Regions from separate parts of the Homo sapiens genome. Here region 2 is linked to region 1. The links are chromatin loops, found by intact Hi-C in ENCODE. Cell type or tissue: transverse colon. All regions are shown on one strand. Each heading gives the region's core, and the rest is flanking DNA. Links, peaks and the distances in the headings are about the cores only.

The links. A loop is a pair of places that touch in the nucleus more often than their neighbours do. Peaks named below come from ENCODE experiments on the same cell type or tissue, not always from the same donor. Only the 100,000 strongest peaks of a DNase experiment are listed, where the experiment ranks them.
Region 2: a loop joins it to region 1, with 6 times the contacts of the local background. A loop is called at or near these places in 3 of 110 quality-filtered maps.

Annotation. Positions count from the first base shown.
Region 1 is chr22:36,882,846-36,892,309 of GRCh38, reverse strand. LOC105373022 (a long non-coding RNA gene) reads left to right here and starts at 3,006. Exons shown (of 2, transcript XR_938229.2): 1 at 3,006-3,114; 2 at 3,441-4,282. In transverse colon, for the core only: no CTCF peak of the experiment used is centred there; no DNase peak of the experiment used is centred there; H3K27me3 peaks cover 1,298 bases.
Region 2 is chr22:36,934,076-36,943,539 of GRCh38, reverse strand. CSF2RB (colony stimulating factor 2 receptor subunit beta) reads right to left here. Exons shown (of 14, transcript NM_000395.3): 11 at 8,099-8,189; 12 at 7,853-7,910; 13 at 6,888-6,991; 14 at 3,101-6,163. The coding sequence ends at 5,038. Among named protein-coding and RNA genes, the nearest start is that of CSF2RB, 25 kb to the right of the region's middle. In transverse colon, for the core only: no CTCF peak of the experiment used is centred there; no DNase peak of the experiment used is centred there.

The sequences.
Region 1 (9,464 bases), core at 429-8,428:
TTAAGCTTGTAAACTATATGTTACCTTTAATGTCATATTTGATACATGCAAAAGATTATGTGTAACCTATATGTAAGCCATAAAGTATAATAAACAGCTGTGAACCCACTCCCCCACCCACTCAACCCCAAGTATTCCAACAAATTTCAGTACCTGTTACTGATACTTACCTATGTCTTCCTCTCCTATGCCTTTGCTACCTCCCTCCCAAAAATAACCACTATCTTGAATTTTGTATCTGCTATTTCTGTTTATAGTACTTGAGCTTTAAAAAAATAGAATCTTATCTTCTGATAGTTGATTTTTCATTCAATTACATTTCTAAGAATCATTCATGTTGTCATTGTGCTATAATCACTGTATGAACCTACTCTTCTCTGGACAGATGTTTGGGTTGCTTACATTTGTTGGGGGCTATTAGGAAGAGAGCTGTCATGAATGTTCTTGCTTATGTCCCAGGGTCATGTGCAAGTTTCATTGCTGAGTCATAAGATATGGGAATGTTCAACTCTACAAAAAAATTGCAAACTGTCTTCCAGAGATTGAACCAGTTTGCACTCCTCTTATTACTACTGAGTATCTTTTTATATAGTTATTGACCATTTTTTTTCCTCTTTACTGGAATATCTAATCATGGCTTTGCCCGTTTTTTATATAGTTGTCCTTATTTTTCTTATTAATATGTGGGAATTCTTTATGTATTCTAGATACTAATCTTTTGTCAGTTACACATCTTGCAAATATCTTCTAGTCTTTGGCTTATCTTTTCTCTTCCTTGTGTCTTCTTTTTGTTTTTTGTTTTGTTTTGTTCTGTTCTGTTTTTAACAGGGCCTCTGTCACCCAGGCTAGAAAGCAGTGGTGCAGTTGTAGCTCACTGCCACCTCGAACTCCTGGGCTCAAGTGATCCCTTGCCTCAGCTTCCTGAGTAGCTGGGACTATAGGCACATCAGCTAATTTTAACATTTCTTTTATAGAGACAAGGTCTAGCTTTGTTCCCCAGGTTAGTTGCAAACTTCTGGCTTCAAGCAATCCTCCTACCTGGGCCTTCTCAAGTGTTGGGATTACAGGCTGAGCCACTGTGCCTCTTCTCTTGTGACTTTTGATGATGAGAACATCTTGAGCTTAATGTAATCAAATTTATTAATATTTATTTATTTTTGTTTTCTTTATGAAATTGTTCTCTATCCCAAGATTTGGTAGATAGCATCCTATATATCTTCTCAAAGTATTACTTTTCTGTCTTACAGTTTAATGCATAAGTTGCCTTTTGGAATGGTTTAAGTTAGGGATCCAATCTCATTTGTTTTGTGTTCCATATGGCCTAGCAATTGCCCAAGCACCATTATGTGATTTGATTTCTCTTCCCCCAACTAATCTGCAAATCTACCTTTTTTTTTTTTTTTTTTTTTTTTTTGAGACAGACTCTCACTCTGTCACCCAGGCTGGAGTGCAGTGGTGTGATTTTGGCTCACTGCAACCTCCGCCTCCCGGATTCAAGCGATTCTCCTGCCTCAGCCTCTTGAGTAGCAGGGATTACAGGTACATGCCACCACACCTGACTAATTTTTGTATTTTTAGTAGAGAAGGGGTTTCACCATGTTGGTCAGGCTGGTCTCAAACTCTTCACCTTATGATCTGCCCGCCTTAGCCTCCCAAATTGCTGGGTTTACAGGCGTGCGCCACTGTGCCCGGCCAAATCTACTTCTATCACATATCAAGTATTTCTGGGCTCTCTATTCTGTTCCATAGATAAATGATCAGTCCCTAGGACAATATTACATTGTTTTCATTTCCATTGCTTTATAATAATTCTTGCTATTCTAGAGGTCATCTCCCATCACTTTATACATCTTCAGGAGTAACTTGGCTATTTCAAGTCCTTTGCTCTTCTATATAAATGTTAGAAAAAGTTTATGAAAATATATACAAAAACAAAATAAAACAAAAAGAAGAAATAAATTATTGGGATTTTTTTCTATTTGCATCAAACCTATGGATAGCTATAGATCAGTTGGGAGAACTGGCAGCTGTGCAATATTAGCCTCCTATTCATGAACATGGGTTGTCTCTCCATTTATTTCAGTTTTCTTTAATCTTTCAGTTAAGTTTTACCATTTTCTACATACAGGTGTTGCCTACCTTTGGTTAGATTTATTTCCAAGTACGTTAAGGTTTTATTGATGTTGTAAATGGCATCTCTTTTAAGAATTCTTTTCAAATTATTTATTGCTGTCGTCTAGAAAGGCAATCAACTTTTAATGTTAGCATAATCAGCCACACAGTGACGCACTCTTATCACAGTGAATGATTTGCCTATACATTCTATTGGGTTTTCAATGTAGACGATTATAGCAAATGTGAATAATGACAGATATGCTTTTGCCTTCCAATTCTTAGGCTTTTATTTCTTTTTAATGCCATGCTGCGTGGCTGGGGCCTCCAGTGTTGGTAGATGAGCGATAGTGGACATTCTTGCCTTTCTACCATGTAAAGGAACTGCTGCTATATTCAAATGTGCTCCTACTAAATGTTAGAATGATGTTTGCTGCAGATTTTCTTGAAGACAGCCTTTATTAAATGAAAGGCATCGCTTTTATTCCCAGTATACTAAGAGGTGTGTGGGTATGTGCACGTGCGTTTAATTTAAATTCATGAATAGGTCTTGAATTGTATCAAATTATTTTCCCCGCATCTGTTGAGTTGATCATATAGTTTTTCTCCTTTATTCTTTTATGTGGTGGTGAATAATTTTTTTTTTTTTGAGGCGGAGTCTCGCTCCGTCGCTCAGGCTGGAGTGCAGTGGCGCGATCTCGGCTCACTGCAAGCTCCGCCTCCCGGGTTGACGCCATTTTCCTGCCTCAGCCTCCCGAGTAGCTGGGACTACAGGCGACTGCTGCCACGCCCGGCTAATTTTTTGTGTTTTTAGTAAAGACAAGGTTTCACCGTGTTAGCCAGGTCGATCTCCTGACCTCGTGGTCCACCCGCCGAACGAGGTCGATCTCCTGACGTCGTGGTTCACCCGCCTCGGCCTCCCAAAGTGCTGGGATTACAGACGTGAGCCACCGCGCCCGGCATGAATAGTACTTATACATGTTTAGATGCAAATCTTTCCTTGTATGTCTGGGTTAAACCTAATGTAGGCATTTATATTGTCTTTGTGTGTATGTGTGTTTCCTGCTGAATTTAGTTTGCTAAAGTCTCTATCTTCATATATGTGATTGATTTATAATTTTTACTACTTGTACTGCTTTTGCATATTTGGGAATTGCTGTGGTCTGAATGTGTCCCCTAAAATTAATGTGTTGGAAACTCAATTTCCAATGTCACAGTGTTGGAATGTGGAAGTTTTTGGGAGGTGTTTAATGGATTAATACTGTTATAAAAAGGCTTTGCAGGAATGGATTTACTCTTTTCCTTTTCTGCTCTTCTGCCATGTGAAGACATAGTGTTCCTCCCCTCTGGAGGATGCGGCGCTCAAGATGCCATGTTGGAAACAGAGAAACTGGACCCTGATCTACCGGTGCCTTGACCTTGGACTGCCCAGCCTCCAGACCTGTGTGAAATAAATTTATTTTCTTTATAAATTATCCAATCGGTGGTATTCTGCTATAGAAGCACAAAACAGACTAAGACAGGCAAGAAGATTATTCTGGCTGCATAGATGAGTTGGGAAATAGTCTATCTTCTATTTTCTGGAAGATTTTTTTGTAATGTTAGCATAATCTGCTGTTCTAACGTTTGGTAGAACTTGCCCATAAAACTGTATGTGCCTGGGGAGGCAACATTTCAACTTCAATGTATTTAATAGTTAAAGGAAAATTCAGTCTCTCTATTCTCTTGATTTTTTAAACCAAATTATACTATTCTAAGTATTTGTTTAACCTAAATTTTAAAATTTAGAATATAAAGCTTTTGACGAAATTCTCAGTGTATTTTAAACCTCTGTTTCATCTATAATTATGGTTCATTTACATTCCTAATACTATTTTTTCTTCTTTCTTTTTATCTTCATCAGTTTTACCATAGTCTTTCCTAAGAACCCAATTTTGGCTTTGTTGACCTTTTCTATTGTATTTTTTGTTGTTGGTTGTGGTGATCTTGAGTTCTGGCCTTATCTTTATGTCTTTACTTCTCTCCTTGAGCTAATTCTATTGTTTGTTTGTTTTTGTTTTTTTACTTCTGATTTTGGAAGTTTAGCTTGTTAATTTTCAGCTATTTTTCTTTTATGTACTTTCTGTATTGTTATATTTGACTATTAAAAGTGTTTTTTTAAGCCTGTATATGCAAAGTGACCTGCAAACATAGGAGCCAGGATACCAAAGAAGGAAGCAGACGAATCCAGCTTGTTATAGGATGGTTTTATTTGGGAACTTAGGGACTGAAGGATGGTCTTGGGCAGCTGTGAGACAGGTAGATCTCTACACTATTATCCCCCAGACCCAGGGATTATACACCATAAAGAAAGGGTAGCACGCTTAATTTGATCTAAAGGCAGGATTTATGGTAGGCATATGTTCTCACACAAAGAACAATAGATAAAATGGAAATCTTAGCGGCATTCCCAGAACCGGGGTTAATCAGAAGTCAACATGGTGGATTAGCTTCCAAGATGGAGTCACTTTAGCCTCCTCACTGTGACTCCTACACCTTTATTTCCCTCGCTGTTTATTTTGGGAAATGTCTCTCTGCTGCCTTAATGTGTCCCCTCAGGAGAATGCTGCAGATGCTGGAGCAGTGAGCAGCAGCCTCCCTGTCCTGGGGTTATTGTTCTCACTTACTTTCTTGTAACACTCTAGTGCAGTGAAAACTACCATCATCTCTTGAACAAACTTTCTCTTTATTTCATGGGCTACAAGGAAGAGATAAAATGCTGTATCACTACACACCACAGGTGTTAGGCCTTATACCTGACGACGCATGATGTTCTGTGGAGGTGGTTTTACCAGACGTAAACAGGATGCTTCAGTTTGAGAAACCTCACCCTTGTTATCTGTTGATTTTGATTCACTCCCTTAGCTTGTCTAGGTCTCTAAAACTGAAGGACATGAAAGACAAATGAATCTGCACAAAACGTGCAAGGATACTTTAAAAAGAAAAAGAAAAAAAAGTGTTTTTTTAAAGTCCTCACATGGCCAAGCATGGTGGTTCACAACTGTAATCCCAGCAGTTTGGGAGGCCGAGGTGGGTGGATCACTTGAGGTCAGGAGTTCAAGACCAGCCTGACCAACATGGTGAAACCCCATCTCCACTGAAAATACAAAAATTAGCTGGGTGTGGTAGTGCATCCCTATAATCCCAGCTACTTGGGAGGCTGAGGCAGGAGAATCGCTTGAACGCGGGAGGCAGAAGTTGCAGTGAGCCGAGATTGTGCCACTGCACTCCAGCCTAGGCGACAGAGCAAGACTCCAACTCAAAAAAACCCCCAAAAACAAACAAACAAAAAATAAAATCCTCACATGTTTAAAAATTTTAAAACACACTTCTAAGTAACTGATAGCTCAGATAATATCCTAATTGAATTTAAATAGTAGTTACAATCAAATGACAATAGGGCATATGAAAACTTGTGGCATATACAAAGTGATATTTTTTAGAAATTTGAACCATTTGACCCTCCTTGTGCCACTGAGCCAATAGGTGGAGAAAGAGGTGGAGAAAGGTGGATCATCTGAGGTCAGGAGTTCAAGACCAGCCTGGCCAACATGGTGAAACCCCGTTTCCACTAAAAATACAACAAAAAAAAAATTAGCTGGACTTGGTGCTGGGTGTCTGTAATCCCAGCTACTTGGGAGGCTGAGGCAGAAGAATCACTTGAACCCGGGAGGCAGAGATTGCAGTGAGCTGAAATTGTGCCACTGCACTCAAGCCTGGGCAACAAGAGCAAAACTCCATCTCAAAAAAAAAAAAAAAAAAAAAAAAAAAAAAGAAAAAAAAAAGAAAAGAAAAGAAAAAAGAAAGGAGGTAGACAGGACTATGTGTGGTCCCACCGTGATTCACATAGGTGCCTCTCAGTATTTTCTTACCCAATAGTCCTGGTCAATGGAATACTGAGGCAATCTGATAAAGACAAGTCTAACGAGAACTCAGATCCCATAGGAATGAAGTCTTGAGTTGCTCCACCACATAAAGACCCTTATTTGACCCATGTACTGGCAGAGGAAAGAGGAACATGAAATGAACACTGGGAACAGGTAGCTCAAAATATCAGCTTTGGACCTGTGACCAGCTGCGGATGCAGGGGCTCTAACAGCCATGCGTATATTACTTCATTCATCATGCCTCCACTGCTTTATATAAAGAATACCCGTAGCAGCTCACACTTTGGGTTTCAGGTGGGAGTATGTCTGTATGGATATGATCCTAAAATGCCAAAATAGCTGATGGGAATTCCTGTGTTCCCTGTCTTGGGAACATGGAGTTTTCACTTGGCTGAAGGATAAGCGTATATAATGAGGGGCAAAACGGGTGGAGGATGCCAGATATCTTCATTTTTCCCCACTCACATCTACACTGTGCTCTCTTCCGCCCTGCTGTCTACCTTGGGAAGCTAACCTGTGTGGATTACAACAGCCTGGCCCTAGGGCTTCCAGTTTTGTTTGGCAGTAGGGAACCCCTCCCCTGAGATCAGAATGGGGAAGGAGAGGAGGGCGGGGTATTTGTTCCTCTGATCGCCTCCCAGCGGGGTTACTTTGGGTCAATCTCGCCCACCAGTCAAAGATCACCAGTCCTTCTAAGGAGGCCATGTCTACACAATCCCCTCCTTCCAGGTTTTGTAGACACTCCTTCCCTTTATTCCTTTGGGCTCAGGAATGTAACAGGTCTGAGGTCCTATCCCTGGGATATTGAACTATTCCTTGAGGTTTTCCTGTGTGTTGTCTACGTCTTTGTAAACAGTCCCTTTATTAAACACACCTTGAATTATCTTAACTTGAGGATGCCAGATATTCCCTCCTGGACATCTCATGATGTACCAGGAACAGGGTCCCCAAACCAAGAAGCACACTGCAATCAATTGCCTTTTTAATGACTTCTTCCAGCATCCTATTCCATGAGATGCCTACTTGAGAAGCCTGTTTCTAATTGGGTAATTTTCCATTATCTCCTGCTCACCATTAATTGAGAATTGCTCAAGGCCCATAATTAACTAATTAAATATTCACCATATTTTTAATGGGAATGTTTTACTCTGTGTTAATTGTGTAGTCATTATCATCACAGTAACCCTTATCTGTATTTGTTAGCAACTTCCCCACTATGCAAAGAATGAACAATAGCTGAATCACGGTGTTTGACATTTCTTTGGTATCAGTTTTTCTCAGTTATTTCCACTTTTAGCTGATAAACTTTTTGTGCAAGAATGAAGTCTTACATCATCATTTTCTCATAAGTCACAAAAATTCTCCAAAACCTTTATGTACAGACTTGTTTGCAAGCATCAGTATAGTCAGAATCTGTGTCAAATGTGTTAATGTATAATCAGCATCATTCCAAACACTGTCAATTGTGTACATGACATTCTTAACACTGGACTCTTTCGGGAGCCATGGAATCTTAGGTTCTGTGATGGTAGCAAGAGCACAGCCTGAAAAAAAGTGTTTACCCTTCCTCTAAACTTCTTTGCACTTAGGCTAAAATGCACATATCCCCCAAGGGGAAATAAAAGCTGAAACTGCTTTTCCACAAGATGTTTAGGGAGGGAGTATGCATAGCAGTTTCCTAGGAATGATAACATCTAACAATTGTTTTTTCCAAGCTAGAATCCCTGCAATGAGTTTGTACCGCTGGTATAAAAATGTTATTAATCAGTCAGAAAATATTTCTCTGGTTACTCATGGTGTCTAGTATGTGTACTGACAGACGGTAAATTGGATACATCCTACAAAGATGGTGGATGTAGGCTTTTTCCAGTTACTGTCAAATGTATCTGGTGTGTTCCTGTAGCACATGGTACGCCAAGAACAGTCAACAGGGTGTAAGCAATTGGTGGGTCCTCATCAGCCATTCTGCAGAGCAGACTGAAGCCCACTGCCAATTGATCAGAGCCAAGGTTTTCATCAGATACCGTTACTTAACAAATCCACCCATGCAATTTTCATCAGCTTCATTATCAGCAAAAGCTTTTCACTTCTGATTTTGACGGGTTCTTACTTGAGCTGTACATAAAATCAAAATTCATCCCCCCAAAAGCATCAAAAAATAAGGGAATAGCAGAGACACATATGGCTGGTAAGCGTTAACTATTCAGCTCAGGGTCAAGGAGTGCTACCAAGTGAGTTTGAGTACCAAGTTTACACAAAAGTAGATTGTGAATCTGTATAGACGTCCCAGCTGTCTTCTGGTTAGTGGTTTCCAGGAATATCTTTTTTCATACTTTTTTTTTAATTTCAATGTTTCCATGACGTTTTACCTTATGTGTGTCTCTTGTACATATGACACTTACATAGATTTAGATTTTTAAAAATTCAATCTGACAGTCTTTTTTTTTTTTTTTTTGACGGAGTCTCACTCTCTCGCTTAGGTTGGAGTGCAGTGGTGCGATCTCGGCTCACTGTAACCTCCGCCTCCCGAGTTCAAGCGATTCCCCTGCCTCAGCCTCCTGAGTAGCTGGGATTACAGGTGTGCACCACCACGCCCGGCTAATTTTTTAGTGTTTTTAGTAGAGACGGCATTTCACCATATTGGCCAGGCTGGTCTCAAACTCCTGACCTCGTGATCTGCCAGCCTCTACCTCCCAAAGTGCTGGGGTTACAGGCATGAGCCGCTGTGCCCGGCCCTGACAGTCTTTTAACTCATGCATGGAATCCATCTATGTTTATGGTATCAGAATTATTGATAAATTTGGACTTTTTACCAACTCACCCATTGAATAATATATATGTGTGTATACACACACACACACGCACACACATAGATGCGTTCATACCTTCTTTCTTTTACACATCTGAAAATTTGCCATCTCATTCTTTTTTGCTTGTTTATCTTTATGGTTACATTCTTTATTTCTTTAAATATTTCAGTCACATAATTCGGTAATCGGTAGTCCCTGGGGCTCTAAAGCTATTGTTTATTGCCTCTGCTCATTCTCACTCACAGAGATTTGGTGATCTTTGACTATGAGCCTTTTGCTTGATATTAATCAGGGTAACTCCTGCCAGCCTAAACTGGAAATACTTTACTCCAGAGGAGACCCTCTTCCGCTTCTGCTTGAAGCCAGGAATGCCACTCTCTCCAGATCACCTCAGCTCTCACATCTAGGGCCTTGGCCTGGCACGGAAGCCCCTGGCGCAGCCTCCCTATCTCATGGCCTCCCCATGGCTCTGCCTTCTGGACTGCCTCTGCACTCCAGAAAACAACACCCCAACTGCTCTGTATTCTGGTTTCAGCTCCTATCATAGTTTTTTTGGTGGGGAGTGGAAGAATCATTGGAGAACTCCTTTGCTTCTTGTGAGGCTCATAATTCCTCA
Region 2 (9,464 bases), core at 1,465-9,464, 50 kb before region 1:
TGCCTATGCAGATGGGGCAGGTCCTCCGTGAAACCCCACCTCCAAGCCAAAGACAGTTTAAAGCCTGAAAGCCAAGCTACAAGTTAAATCATCCGACTGGACTGGATTGAGAACTTGTCTTTCTGTTTGGCATGCTTACCTCTGATTAGTCCTCACCCTTCACCTATTTTACATATACCTCCCTACCCTTTCCTAATTGGTTTTCTTACACCATTGTGCACAGCTTTGAGTGGTGTTGTCACTTTAACCTTTTTTGCATACTCACAAACCAATCAGCATACACTCCTCATTTTGAATCCATAAAGGGCCCCAGACCGAGCCACGTGGCAAAACCTCCCCCTACACCCCACCTCCCACCCCTGAATCCCCTTTCCACGGAAAGCCATTTTCATCACTCAATAAAATTATTCTCAGCCCTCCTCACCCTCCAATGTCCAGTATATCTTCATTCTTCTTGGGCGAGGTACAAGGGCTCAGGAACCACTGAACATGGGTACAAGTTATACAAGTTATACGCGATAGCGTGGCCGAGTGAGACCTGGGCAAGGCATCACTGACTGGGGGCCCCGGCTTGCAAAGTGACCAAGAAGAAAAGTCCTACATCGTTTGGGAAGACTTGGGGATTTCCAAGGGAGCTGGAGGGGCTGTGTTCTAAGAAGAACCCACACTTGAGTTAGGACTTGTAGGGTGACTCTGTCCCTGGTGGAGTCCTGATAAATAAGCAACAATGAGGAAGAGGCCCCAGGTTGGGGAGGGCCCCAAGTGGGGAGAAAAGTCATCAATTATTCTCAGAGACAGCTAATCACAAACAACCAGGCACAACAACCTCGTTCTGCTTGTTCTGCATGTAGCCCTCTTCAACGTGACTCTATGAAACTTCCCTTCAGCCACTGCCTCTTTGCAGACAGCCCCTTCTCTGCTCATTGTAATTGCGACCTTGCAACGTATTTTCATACCTTCTCTAATAAATCTGCCTTTCTTTACCTACAACTGGCTTGGTAAATTCCTTTACCTCCTGTGCCACCAGACCCAGAGAGTTGCTACCTGCGTCACTGGGTAGATGAAGTTACCCCTGCTCAGGACACCCAGCATGACCCATGGCCCAAATCACCGCATTTCAATGCTTTGGGCACACTGACCCTGCACCCGGGCTGCCCAGCTTCTATTGATTGAGCACCACCGGATGCAGGTTGCCTTGTTGGGGTTGGGAAAGGATTGTTTCCAAACGAAGGAAAGGCTCCCTCTAGGAGCAAACGATTGTCTTGGTGCAAGGGTTCTGTGTGATCAATTAAACACGTGAAATGCTTGTGAGGCCCAAGCTGCTGATGGTCTCCAGCCCTGCTCCTTCCTTATGTAGTGTGTTCTCAGGGTTCCCCACCATGAAGGGCTCCGGGACTGGCCATTTCCACCCAACATGGGCTCTTCCAACAGGCAATTCATCCCCCAAGTTCCCCATGGGGGGACAAATGTCAACTCTGGATGGCCAATGGCTTCCCTAGCCCACTTCTGCTTCCTGCCCTCCCTTTCATCCCCCTAATAAGTTTTTTGTTCTCCTCCATCTTAGGGACAGCCTCCTGCAGGCCTTGCTCACCTCAATGATCACCTACTACATGCATGGCTCTGGGCTGGGTTCTCAGGGGAAGACAGATGAGGGAGCTGCAGTCCTCCAGGGAAGGTCTCTCTGGACTCCAATGGGTGAGAATTGCACCTTCAGTGTTCAGCTCCCAGATAAACAGACACTTTTCAGGGTCACCTCTGATTCAATCTCCCCCTGCCACCAAATCAATTTATTTGGTTTATGGATTTTTCTGTCTTGCCAACCAACATGGATCATCTTACATCTCCGTATGGATCTTTAGGTGAGAGACTTACCTTTTGAGGGCAGGCTCTGAGACACAGGGCTACAGTTCAAATCTTGGCTCTGCCCCTTACCTGCTGGCAGACCTGGGGCAAGTTGTATGACATCTCTGTGCCTTAGTTTCCTCAATGACAAAAATGATAAAGATAGTATCTTCCACTTCCATAGTATCTAAATGAATTGATCTTAGAGGTCACTCGAATGGGGCCTGCCAGGAATAAGCTCTCGATCACTCTCAGTTATTTGTATGGGGAACTCAGTCTCTATTTAGTTTTTCACTCTCATGACTAGGGAAAAATACAGGACGTTCAGTTGTGTTGGAATTTCAGATAATAATGAACGATTTTTTAAAAGTGTGTTCTTTATCCTCCTTTCCCTCACTGTCTTTCCTCTTCCCTCATCCCTCCTGGATTTTCCCAGGAGTGCCCTGCGTCTCCCTCCATTGCGTGGTGTTCCACACGCCATCATGTACCCACTGTAGTGCCCCAAAGACCAAAGGCCCTTCTGTTTGGCAGAATTCATTTCCTTGTGTTATAGGAATTATTAAAAAATTATTTGAGGCAGATAAAGAGGAAAAGTGGTCCTTGGGAAGTTTTCGTTTCTGTTTTAAAAGCAGCTCCAAAAAACGTTTCTTGTCTAGCAGGAAAGCCCCGGCTCTTAGAATCAGGCTGGCAACCTTTGATATGCAAATGCAGACCGTTAGAAACTGGGTCCACCCAAACATGGGGATTCCCGCCATCTTTTCCTTGTCCCCATGTTTGCCTGGCAATATGGCCACCCCCACATAGTCCCACCTGTGTAGAACATCATGGCGCCCTGCATTTGCATATTAAAATGCTAGGGTGAAAGGGCCAGGTTTTTCAGGGGTTACATGAATGACATGCCTGGTCAAACCAATCCCCTGAGCCCTATGCAAATCAGATACTGCCTTCTCTAGCCTCCTCATATAACTGGCTTATTTCTGTGGCACTCAGGGTTTCCTCTCTCAGCTTTGGATCCCCCCTCCCTCTGTCTCTGTACAGGGGAGCTTCTTCCTTCTTTCTTGCCTATTAAACTCTCCACTCCTTAAAACCACTCCATGTGTTTCCGTGTCGTTTTATTTAAATCGGCGCAAGACTAAGGACCCTGGTGTTCCTCCAGTCACTGGAGCTGTATCACTTACAATAGCAATTGAGGTTTCAAAGAGCAACCCCTTCCTCCAACTACACCAACATGCACACACAAATTCAGGGTTTCACTTTGTTTTATGTTACAAATATTTTATTGCAATTTTTTCCCTTTAACAATGTCTGGATATTTTGGAATTAATATCTCGGACTTCTTTCTAATCCACATTGGTTCATCTTGTTCATTATGAACAGAGGATTCTACTTTACAATGTACTAAAATGTTGTTATGTATTTCAGGACCATTGAACATTCAAGTTGTTTATCATTTTCTTTGACCACCAACATTGCTGTAATGAATAGGGATTTAAGAGCAAAAGTAACGAGAATACTTGCTTAACCACTTATGAAAACATATCATAAAAGTAGAACAATCAAAATGGTGGATGCCATAGAGAAAGCAAGGTAACAAAATAGGAAGCCTAGGGACCAATAAAGTATATATACAAGGATTTCCTATATCACAAAAGTAACACTTCAGGTACATGGAAAAAGAATTTCAGTACCAAAAGGCACCTCAGTCTCACATCCACACATTCAAAAATAATTAAAATTTTACATGAAAAGTTGGAAACACAAAATGAACTAGAAAAACAATATATAAATTAGGACAAACACTGCTTTGCAATGGGAGGACCTTTGTAAATCTGACAGTAAAAGTGAAGAAGGAGTTTACTAGGGATCTGTTTGACATTACAGAAGCATTCATATTCATACACCATAAAACCTCATATACAACATTATAAGACAAACAACAGATTTGGGGGAAAAACACTCCACCATCTGTGAAAGACTGTATGTCAATAGTCAAAAAGACTTAATCAGAAAATGATAGCACCCAACAGAAGAAAGACCTTAATGGGCTTGGCCCAGTTAAAAAATACCAATCGATGCCTAAGATACCTATAAAAATATGTGCAAACTGGATAACTAAAATAATGCAAATTAAAGCAATTTAATGCCATTATTTTTCCTGTATCTGAAAGGCAAAGATTTAAAAGAACCATAATCCCTGGTGCAGGCCCAGGCATAGATCAGCAGCCCCTCATCTGTGGCCGGTGGGAGGGAGAGTTGCCTGGTCTATCTGGAAGAGTGGCCACCCGGGCCATTTGGACCAAAGGCCCTAAAGCATATATGCCTTTGGGGCATTTTCCTTTGTTTGGCAGTTTCCCCTGACTTTTCCGCAGTAGACGTGGGCTCTGGACTCCTCTCCTGATGTTCCCCAGGTCCCGCCAGCCTGCCCACCACTTGGGCCGTTAACTTCTCTACATGACGTGGGGTCTCAAGGGACTGGAGGTCCCACAGACATCACTGAGACAACTAGCAGGGCTCCCCAGAAGCTCCCAAACAGTCTCTCATGTGCGTCCCTTGCACCGCCCCCCCGACCCCCAATACCATGCCCATTTCTCGGAGTGACAATCGAGGCTAGTCTGAATTCCCTGAGCCTCACTGAGCGTGCCCAGTCCTGTGCCACTCTTCCAAGCCCTAACCCCCACGGGTGCCCACCTGGTGCCTCCCACCTCTGCACCCAGATGAGAATCATGTCATGTGCATCAGCGACTGCCGGGGACAGGCAGCCCACACAAGTCCTCAACACAACCAGCCGCATCTCAGTCTGATAAGGCTCAGCTCAGACCTCAGCCCCACTCTCATAATAAATCAGTGAAAAAAGAAGGAAGAAAAATGGCAAAAGCAAGGAAACCTGATTAAAAAAATGAGGGGGAGATGGAATGAGTATATCTAGAAAGTTCTAATAATGCAGAACCTACAAATAAGTTAACCTGACAGGAAAAATGTGTGCATGTACGTGTGTGTGTGTGTGTCTGTGTGAGCGCAGGGAGAGAAGTGATTTGCTGAAGGTCAAGGGGGCCGGAGCAAGGCTATCTCCTTTCCCAGGCCTCTAGCTACCTTGACAGGAGGCTGCCCCTTGGCTTTGCAGAAATGACTGAGGAAGGTCAGGCGGGAGGGAAGGCAAGCCCTCTCCATCCCCTTGCCTGTCTAGGCCTGGGGGTCTCAACACACCTCCCCAGGCTTGTTGACCTCCCAAGGGGGCAGAGACAGGTAGTCCTGCTGCTTCAGGGCTTTGAAGAGCTGAATGACGGGCACCTGGGGCACAGCCTGGCCTGGGGGCTTCTTGACTTGAAAAGCCTGGTCTAGGTTCTTGATCTCAGGACCGGGTCCCGGGGAAGAAGGTTTACTCCGGAGCGAGAGAGGGCCGGGCCCCAGGCCGGGGAGGAAGCAATAGTCGCCCACTTGCTGCAGGACAAGGAGGCCCTCGGGCTGTGGGGATGTTGGGGACACATCTGCCGGGCGTTCCCCTGGGTTCAGGACAGGGCTTTTGGCCTCAGGGGGGACAGGATTGTTCCTTGGTGACCTGGGGGACCGGCCCTCAATTGGAGGGAGCTCCACATAGCCCTCAAACCCTGACTTCACAGGGCCTGGGGCTCCAGGGGGTCCACTGGCCAGCCCAGGACATAAGCTGGGGGTCTGGTCTGAGGGGAGGCCCAGAGAGGGAACTAGGGAGACAGACGAGGCCCCTGAGTTTGGGGTGAATACCAGGTCTGCAGAGGAGACATAACCAGAGGCCACTCCAGGGTCCTCAGTGTCCCCAGAGCTCATGGGTATAGCCACAGGGCTGTCCTTTTGGTCCTGTCCTCCCACCCTTGGCCCAAGAGCAGGAGGGGCAGGGCCTCCCCCGGACTCCAGGGAGGGACTCCCTGCAGCCCCCTGGCTCGGCCTTCTCTCCACTTCCACGGCCTGTCCTGGTCCCATCGCCTGGGCCAGAGGGACCAGTTGCACCTGCCCCCCAGCAGGCAGACACAGGTACTCCAGGGACCCTGGAGGTGGGGACTTCTGGCTCCCACCCTCCTGTGGGGGCTCCGGCTGGCCCAGGATGTCAGGTAGGGAGCGGCTGTGGGGCGGCCCCAGGTAGGGCCCATTGAAGTCAAAGCTGGAAGCCTGTTTCTCAGGTGTGTGGGAGGCGGCAGGCGGGCCTGGCTGGGGGCTGGGGGGCTGCTCTGTGGGTAGATCTGAGGCAGCTGGAGTCGTGTCAGGCCCAGATGGTGGATCACAGACATGCTTGGGGTCCTCTATGGTGAGAGGTGACACCTCGCTGTCCCCGAATCCTACAGGGAACACCCTGTGGGAAGAAAATGGGCAGAAGAGTTGGGACCACCCTGGGCAGATGATCCGGGTCAGGCACAAGGGTCTTGGTGGGGTGGAGATGGTTCTCTGGAAGCCCTGATGTCCCCCAGATCTCACAGAGAGAACCTGAACGGGACAGGGTTGAGGGAGCAGGGGCCCCAGAGAAGGACATGGGACATGGATTCAGTCTTTCCGTGGCTCAGGAGCTCCATCCTCCATGCTGAGCTCAAGGTCTTCCTCTGCAAGGCTGGTACCCTCTCCCTTTTGACCTTAAAGTCCATCCTCCTTCAGCACCAGGCTCATGCCCAGCCTGTGCACTGGGCAACCCTTCCATCATTCTATCAACCATGCCACCCCCTTCTCCCTGCCGAGTTGGTGGTCAGCTGCCGGCTCAGGCGCCGAGTTCCCGGGAGTCTGCAGCCCCAGCTACCCCATGAGGCCTCTGCAGTGTGACGCCTCTGAGGCAGCCAGGGAGGGGAAGGCCAACTGTTTCCCTCTTTCACTTCCGGTCACTCCCCTTGTCTGGCACTTCCTTACCTGGAAAGAGGAAGTTCTTCCTCACATCCCCCCCAGGTGCCTCCTGCTTTAGTGCAAACCAGCTCCCTTGGATCCCTTCACAGTGAGCCACAGGCAGCCTCACTTGAGTCCCTGATTTCCACAATGGAGTCAGCCCCCCGTATGAACCCCAAAGGTCAGGAGTGATCCACGAGCCCACTCACCCCTCCAGCTCAGGGAAGCGGCTGCCCCACGGCCCCTGGTGTGGGGGACTCCCGCTAGTGAAGGCCGACATGCTGCCTGGGGGCCAAAGCTCTGCGCTCCCGTTCTGCAAGAGCAGAGACATTTGGGCCGGTGAGCATCAGGAGGTCCGAGGTGGGGGCAAGGCAGAGGGTGACGGGGGTGCAGGAGGATTCAAGGAGCCCCCAGACAAGAGAAGAATCTCCACTTCTTCAGGACTGGCCACGGCCTTTTGACACCAGCAAAGTGAGGCCCAGAGAGGGGCGGGGACTTCCCCCATGTCCCTGCTACCTGAGGACAGGGCCCTTTTCCTGTGATTTTTCTAACCTGGAGTGCCTGTCTCCATGCTCACCCCCATTTCTCCTCCACACCAGCCAAGAGACCCCTCCACAGGCAAAGCTGGCCCTGCCTGCCTGACTATAGGGCTCCCATCACCCACACGCTGGTGTCTTCCCCATGGTCATCTCAGCCTCCCAACATGGCCCCCAGCCTCCTGTCCCACCCCTTCAGCTCCCTTCCTGAAGGGTTTCTGTCTCCACCCTCAAGATGCCCTGAGCCAGAGCAACTTTTGCCACCTGGCACCACTGGGACCCTCAAAGCTCAGCCCAGGTATCTTGTCCTTGGGGAGCCCTTCTGCCTCCTGACACCCCATCCATCCTGGTAGCAGGAACCCCCTCTGTGAGCCCACCCTGTCCCAGGCATCCCCACACTCAGTTCTCTCCACTGGGCTCCATGCAGAGCTCTGGCAGGCAGGGCCAGGTGTGGGCACTCCAGGGAATCCCGGGAATGAATTTCCAAGTGCTGGCCCCACTCCCAAAGCTCCCAAAGCCCAGTCCACCTACATCCCTACCACCCAAAGCCCACAGGAAGGGAAGGAGGAGGTGGGGACAGAGACAAGAGAGGCAGGAACAGAGAAGCCCCCACTCCGCCCCTCGCAGCCAGTTCCTACCTGGAACAGGTGGCTCTTGCTGGGGTTGGGGATCTTCTCCTCCCACTTTCTGCGCAGCCTGGAAGACACCACGGAGGTGACAGCCATCAGAGACCTCATGGCCAGCTGCTCCCATGCTCATGCCCAGAGGGGAAACTGAGGCCCAGGAAGGGAGCGGCAGAGCAGGGCCTGGAGGGAGCTGGGTGGGATTCCCCAGTGCCCTCTGGGGTCTCGGCTGCCACCTCCAGCCCCACAGAGTCCCCTCACCTGTACCCGTAGATGCCACAGAAGCGGAGGGCCAGGAGCACAGCGATGGTGAGGAAGATCACGATGAGGGCCAGCACCCACATAGGCAGCACTTCCAGCAGCCGGGGAGAAAGAGGAATGTCAGCATCTGGGCGGGAAATCGACCTCAGGGCAGGGAGTGGGGTTGGTGCAGTATTCCTTAAGACCCCGCTCTGTGCAGGCCCAGGGCTCTGGAACTTACTGCCTTGGGGGATTAGGGGAGAGAGGCCAGATCCATGCTGGGAAGGGCATTGGTCTGAACCCCCACAGTGTTCAAAGTGCTGGGAGGACACAGGAGGGTCAGATCCTTTCCAGGATCTATAGCACAGGAGGTGCTACAGGGAGGGCAAGAACCACTGTTCATGGCAATCACAGGGGACTTCCTGAAGGAGGTGGCATATTAGCTGGGCCTCCAGTAATAGGAAGGATTAGAGGTGGAGATGGGGAAAGGCATAGTGGCAGAGGCACCAGCAGGAGCAAAGGCCCCTCCAGAGGCCCCTGATCCCACCTGCTGCCCAGCCCTGAGCTCCCAGGCCAGGTTCCTCCAGGACTCCCCTCTTCCTCCTCTCTTGGGCCCATTGGTCCGGCCTCCTTTCTACCTGGTTGTGGCCCTCTCCCTGGGCCCCTGCCGCTACCAAGCCTGGCTGGGGACTTGGGTTGCTCCCAATATCTCCTGTATCCTTACTCTCTCTGAAACCACCCCTTGGACTTGTCTTGTTCTGCGGGAGTCGCCTGGTGGTCACTGTGGTGAAAGGTGAGGGGTCAGTGCACGCAGCAAGTGCAGGGAGGTGGGAAGATGAAGGAATCACAGCAAAACCTTCCAATCCAAGGACCCAGTCTGTGGCTCTAGATTTTCTTGCTTCCATGGTAACAGGAAACTCGGGCTGAGCAACCACAAAAACTTGGTAGTCCCAAAAGCTAAGAAACCAAGGGCCATATTAACAGAAGCCTAAGTCCCAGTTTAAAGGAGGAGCGATCATGAGACCTGCTCTCCTCTGCTCCCTCAAGTCCTCACTTGCAGTCTGTACTGAACACCAGGTGTCACTTTCCAACGACTAGTGGTCCAAGGGAGGGAAGGAGGCCTGAGTGGAGTGGGGTCTGGAGCCCCACATCTCTGTGCCCACCCAGAGATGTGGCATCCTCTGCCCAGCTGTGCTGTCTCATGAAGAGTGGGTGGAGAACTTCTGACTCCACGCCCAGTTTCTGCCTGCTTTACTCTTTGCCTCTTTCAACTTGCGGGTCTGATGACCAGGTGGGAGGTGCTCTCTGCAAAGGCCTTCCCTTTCTCTTTGGCCACCATCTAATCGGGGAGACGGCTCACCTACAAGTTGTTGCAGGCCTGCTACGG